2 separate regions of the Homo sapiens genome follow, and region 2 is linked to region 1. A link is an interaction called in ENCODE POLR2A ChIA-PET data of the cell type or tissue named here. Cell type or tissue: MCF 10A. All regions are shown on one strand. Each heading gives the region's core, and the rest is flanking DNA. Links, peaks and the distances in the headings are about the cores only. Region 1 holds the start of MID1 (midline 1). Region 2 overlaps MID1 (midline 1).

Evidence for each region. ChIA-PET counts read pairs that join two places held together with the same protein. Peaks named below come from ENCODE experiments on the same cell type or tissue, not always from the same donor. Only the 100,000 strongest peaks of a DNase experiment are listed, where the experiment ranks them.
Region 2: POLR2A ChIA-PET joins it to region 1 with 5 read pairs; 2 of 35 experiments call an interaction of 5 or more read pairs at or near these places.

The regions. Positions count from the first base shown.
Region 1 is chrX:10,619,314-10,622,228 of GRCh38, forward strand. It overlaps MID1 (midline 1), which reads right to left and starts at 1,272. Exons shown (of 10, transcript NM_000381.4): 1 at 977-1,272. LOC124905245 (a long non-coding RNA gene) reads left to right here and starts at 388. Exons shown (of 2, transcript XR_007068391.1): 1 at 388-527; 2 at 834-2,915. In MCF 10A, for the core only: no CTCF peak of the experiment used is centred there; a DNase peak (open chromatin) is centred at 1,258.
Region 2 is chrX:10,519,725-10,522,639 of GRCh38, forward strand. All of the region lies in intron 3 of MID1 (midline 1), which reads right to left. Among named protein-coding and RNA genes, the nearest start is that of MID1, 99 kb to the right of the region's middle. In MCF 10A, for the core only: no CTCF peak of the experiment used is centred there; no DNase peak of the experiment used is centred there.

The DNA.
Region 1 (2,915 bases), core at 235-2,734:
TCCGGTTGCGATACAGATGCTAACTTTCCCATCCAGATTTATTCAGAGCTGGTAAAAGCAATAGCATTCCTCTTGAAATCCCTGCCCTTCCAAGCCTATTGGCATGTTTTTCCAGCCTTGTTTTCTCCTTATATGAGTATTGTTCTTGATATTTAAATATTGACATAAAATTCTTCCATAACTTTGATTGAGTTGTAAATCACACCCTCTCCTTGGCTTCCTACATCCACTTTTTCTTTCCTTTTCTTGCTTAACAGCAAAGCTATAAACCTCTTCCTGGACTGATAAGGAATTTTATCATCATGCCCCAGAGCCACAGAAGAAGCTGTTGGTTTAGAATTCTTTTCAAAGACTCATTTAAGTAATCCCCCAGCCCTTTCTCCGCTCACTACTTTCAGGGCTGCCTTCTCACGTCCAGAAGCAATACAGTTTCCAAACTGCTAGAACAGAAAAACAAATTTGCATTTTTCTGGAAGGACTGTCTGTGCTCATTTCAAGCTGGTTCCGCCTTCTCCGCCAGAAACACAGTAAGTGCTCAGAATGCGAAACCAAAATGAGATAAGAGGCCCCGTGAAATTCTTTTTCAGGACATTCAGCTGTCTTTATTCTAGCCCAAAGCATAGGGTAGAGGCACTAAAAGCTCGAGATACATCCTGCACGATACATTCCAGCGGCCGCAAACTGGAATTGATTTACATATATTCTACAAACTGCTTGTAAGCCCTTTACAACGACTGCCTGACATCAACCACAATTAGAGGCAAAAGTGGGGGCGGGTGGCGAGGACCAGACCGGGGTGGCTCAGGTAAAATGTGCTTCTTTGGTTGTCTTAGGAAAATGCAGCCCCGTCTTTCCGCCAAACGCATCGACTACGGCCAGGCGCCTGCTAACCCAGCAAGCTCTCCGCAGTAACACGTCGCAGGGGTCCCGGGCGGCGCCCGCCCCCTCCGCCGCCAGCGCAACCGCCTGAGCTTACCTGCCTCATGTTTAGAATCCCATGACCCATCCGGCAGGGAGCGAGCTGCATCGGAGCCCGCGTCGCAGTCTTCAGAGCGGAAACACCGAACCCGACAGGAGCCCGCAAGACAAAAGCAACCCGGCGAAATCTACGGGCAGCAAAGAGCACGTTTTCGTCCTCTTTTTCTTTGATCTGTTGCTACACGCACTCTGCTCGAGACAATGTCAAGTTTCTCAACCTTTTCTCCCCCAGCCTATGAAAAGTCGGTCGCAGGGAAGCGAGGACCGCCTGGCTCTTATTTCAAATCAGTTCTCAGAGACGTTGTAGGTGGCTGGCTTGGGCCGCGGAGGAGCTTCGCCAATCAGAAGCAAGGGGGTGGGTCCTGGGAGCCAGAAAGGCTGCCTCCGCGAGGATTAGGGGCGCTTTCGGGATTCAAATGACTGGAAGCAGCTGGAAACAATGTCCAAAGCTCCAAAAGTAAAGGATGAGTTCTATTCTTATCTAACAGCTCTAGTTCTGCTAAAAGCTTAACTAGCTAAGGGCCTTAAATCCTTGCATTTTAAGAGCTCCCTAACAGCATTAAAACATTTGGAAGGTGCAAAATTATTTCAGCCAGAAAAGTTCAACACTCAGGACCCAAGGGTATTTTTAAAAGGATATCTTGCACTGAAGCCCTACTTTTGCAAAAGACTGGAAAGGAAACCAAATTGTTATGAGTAACACCTTAACTAAAACGAACAATCCAGAAAGGAGGGTGTTACCTACCTCATCTGCATATAGATTAACTGTATATTCAATTTAAGAAAAATAAATCTTAATGGGAACGTGCACACAATTTTTTTGAAATGCAGCAAATGAACAAGAATCTTTACCTACTGAAGGCCCGAGGCATAATTTCAAATAACACTATTGTCATAGAACAATACACACTGACATTTTGTTCAGAAAAAAAAAAATTTAGTGCATCCACCTTTCTCTATGGTTTGGCTTCCCTACAGGGTTGATCTGTTGAACTTATTAACAGGGACAAGCTGGACATCACCTTGGCAGGATTGCAGGAGAGCTGGAGAAGTAGTTGGCTTCTTAGAAACAAACTCAGACCAAAAAAAATTTCCAAAGTTTGCTTTCTTAACTCCATATAAGCAATAACTTTTTTCAACTCTTAGCCAACATGATTTTAATGTAAATCTACCTTCTGGATTTCAAGAAAGTGCAAGTTGAGCAAAGAGTACTTTGTGTAGAACTAATGGCATATTTTCCCCCAAGAAATGACCGCAATTTTGTGACGATAATTCAATAAAGATTTTAAATGTGTTGGTATCAGAGGAAAAAAAATTACTTAGCAAATAATGCATTGGTGGCTTCAGGAGTGTCAGCTGCATGGGTTCAATACATGTGAGCTCTGCCCAGTTCTGTGAAAATTTGGTGGTCCGATAACTGGGCCTGGAAGCCCATAACGCTAGCCCCCTGCCTGAGTAGCCTAAGGAGCCACCTAGTGACACAAACTGACTTCAGTCCACTTCTTGTACTTTTCCTTGAGAGCCCTTCATATGATGGAGTTCAGGATTTCTCAATCTCAGCACTATTGACATTTTGGGCAGGATAATTCTTTGTCGTGAGGGCTGTCCTGTGCACTGTAAGATGTGTAGCAGCATCCCTGGATTCTGCACACTAGATGCCAGTAGCACCCCCACAATCGTGATGACCAATAATGTCTCCAGACATTACCAAATGTCTCCTGGGTGATGAAATCACGCTTTGAAAGGGTGGTTCTTAAACTTGAGGGTGCAAGGAAACCTCTGGGGAGATTGTTAAAAATGCAAATCTCCAGGCCCCTGCACCAAAATAATCTGATTCAGTAGGTTTGCTGAGGAGCCTGAGAATCAGCATTTTATCCCACTGACAAAGGACTCTGATTTACTTTGAGAAATATTGCGTCTATCCCAGCCCTAGGTAT
Region 2 (2,915 bases), core at 288-2,787, 100 kb before region 1:
TGAACAGCTGGAGTAGATGGCTTAGGTAGGAGATGAGAACATCCCTAATTTCTGTCTCCCTGGATATTATCCTTGGAAAACACAACAAATTTGGAGTTGGAAAAAGTTGCTAACTCATGTGTTTCTCTTAGTAACCAGTTTTACATTTCTGATCACAAGGGGAGCACTTGTAAGTAAAAGCACAGACTTTACAAACACAAAGTATTTTAAGCCTTCCACCAAAGCACCAGTATTTGCATAGTAGACATGCTTTTACACTGATAGGATCTTTCTGAAAGCAATCTTTGCTAATTTCTGCTATGCTGAGGAATGTATCACTGACAAACATCATTGTGTTGCATAAATAAGCTGACACCTCAATACTTAGGGTACTGAAAAATAATAGTTGTGAAATCTATAAGAACTGGCTCAAGTCCTGACTCTTCCACAAAGCTTCAGAAAAATTGTATTCGCATTTTTTTCTCTTTTAATCCCCCCTTCTCAAACCATACTCCATCTAATCTAAGATACCAGCAACTGTCTCATCTATATTTTGTGTGCCAGTAGGAACAAACAAATGTTGCCCATTAAACTGTCTCACCATTCATTTAAGTTGCAGCTCAATTTCAGCAATATTAGTCTTCAAAAAAATGCTAATCTTAGAATCCATAAATGCAATATTCTACTAGCTGAGCACCTGATTGGCTACTCTACTGTTCTTTAAATATGTTGTTATATGTGTGTACACTGTTCTCTAACATATTGTAATCTTTATTATTATTTGCTACATTGTGCATCTACTGACAGTTATAGGCACATAGGAGGCTATAAACTTATAATTACTGCGTAGACGATCAAAGGGACTTGAAGGAATTCTTATTGCAAAAATGGAGTTACTGTCAAAATTTTTAAATGCCTGCTCAAAATAATTTGCTTCTCCAACTTTAGATATTTTAGGGGAGCTGAACTTGCAGGCATTCAAATAGTGTTCAAAATTTGCCATTTGGAGAGTCATCATGCAAATTCATCTAAAACAAATTCCCTGAGCTCCTACTGTGTGAAAATCATTGCATCAGAGTCTGTGAGATACAAAGACGAATTAGATTTGATTCCCATCCTCTAAGACCTCACATTCTGGTTGGAAAAATGGAACTGGTACATGAAAGAATGATAAAGCCATGAGAAGATTATTACTATTCTTGCATTGCTATAAAGAAATACCTGATACTGGGTAATTTACAAAGAAAAGGGGTTTAATTGGTTCACGGGTGCTGCAGGGCTACACAGGAAGCATGGCACCAGGCATGTGCTCGGCTTCTGATGAGGCCTCAGGAAGCTTTTACACATGGTAGAAGGCAAAGCCAGAACTGGCACGTCACATGGCGAAATTAGGAGCAAGAGAAAGAGTGTGTATGGGAGGGGGGCGGGCGGTGGGGGAGGAGTGTCATACACTTTTAAACAACCAGATCTTGTGAGAACTCACTCATTATCATGGAATCAGCACCAAGCCATGAGGGATCTGCCCCCATGACCCAAACACCTCCCACCAAGCCCCACCTCCAGCATTGGGGATTACAATTCGACATGAGATTGGGGCGGGGACATCTCTCCTTTCTCTGAATCACATACACGGTATCATAAAATGTTACGTGATTCAGAGAAAGGAGCGATGACTCTGGTCCAGGGAACCAGAGAAACGTTCACAACTGAAGTGCCCCTTGACTTAGGACTTGGAGGATACACAAGAAGCATTCTGACAAATAGACATGGGTTAGAGGAATGGGCCTACCAGTCAGAGGGAACTGCTTGGTTAAGGGCCAGAAGGCTTAAAAGTGTAATGAATGATAATTGTTTAGTTTCAGTTCATGGGGTGGGGTGGTAAAAAAGACAGTTTGGGAGAAGATGGAAGAGGAATTTGAAAATCACATAAAGGAAGTGGCATCTATTTTTTCCTTATTCAGTGTAGTCATTGCAGGTTCTGCTGTTGTTGCAATTGTGGTTTATTTCATGGAAACATATCTGACAACTAAGATGCATTAATATACACCTGCAGTGCATTAAACTGTGTCCGCAAAAAGGTATGTTCAAGTCCTAACCCTTGGTACCTGTAAATGGGACCTTATTTGAAAACAGAATCTTTGTTTTTTCTTTTTTGAGACAAGGTCTCACTCTGTCGCCTAGGCTGGAGTGCAGTGGTGCAATCTCAGCTCACTGCAGCCTCGATTTCCCAGGCTTGGGTGATCCTCCCACCTCAGCCTCCCAAGTAACTGGGACCACAGGTGTGTGCTCCCACGCCTGGCTAATTTTTTGTATTTTTTAATAGAGATGGGTTTTTGCCATGTTGCCCAGGCTGGTCTCCTGAGCTCAAGCGATCCTCCTGCCTTAGCCTCCCAAAGTGCTGGGATTACAGGGTGTGAGCCACCATGCCTGGCCTGAAAATAGAGTCTTCGCAGATGTAATCAAGTTAAAGTGAGGTAAGGCTGGAGTAGGGTGGGCTCTTTATAACAATAAGGAAATTTGGACACATATTCAGAGACACACCAGGAGAATGTGATAACGGAGGAAGGGTTTAGAGCGCTGTAGCTGAAAGCCAAGGAACTCCAAGAATTGCCTGCAACTACCAGAAAATGGGAAGAGGCAAGGAAGGATCCTCCCCTAGAACCTTTGTAGGGAGCATGGCCCTGCCAAAATCTTGATTTCAGACTTCTAGTCTCCAAAACTGAGAGAATAAATTAGTCTTGTTTCATACTTTCCCAGTTTGTGGTAATTTGTTATGGTAGCCATAGTACACTAATACAATACCTTTTTTTTGAGACGGAGTCTCCCTCTGTTGCCCAGACTGGAGTGCAGTGGTGCGATCTCAGCTCACTGCAAGCTCCGCCTCCCGGGTTCATGCCATTCTCCTGCCTCCGCCTCTGGAGTAGCTGGGACTACAG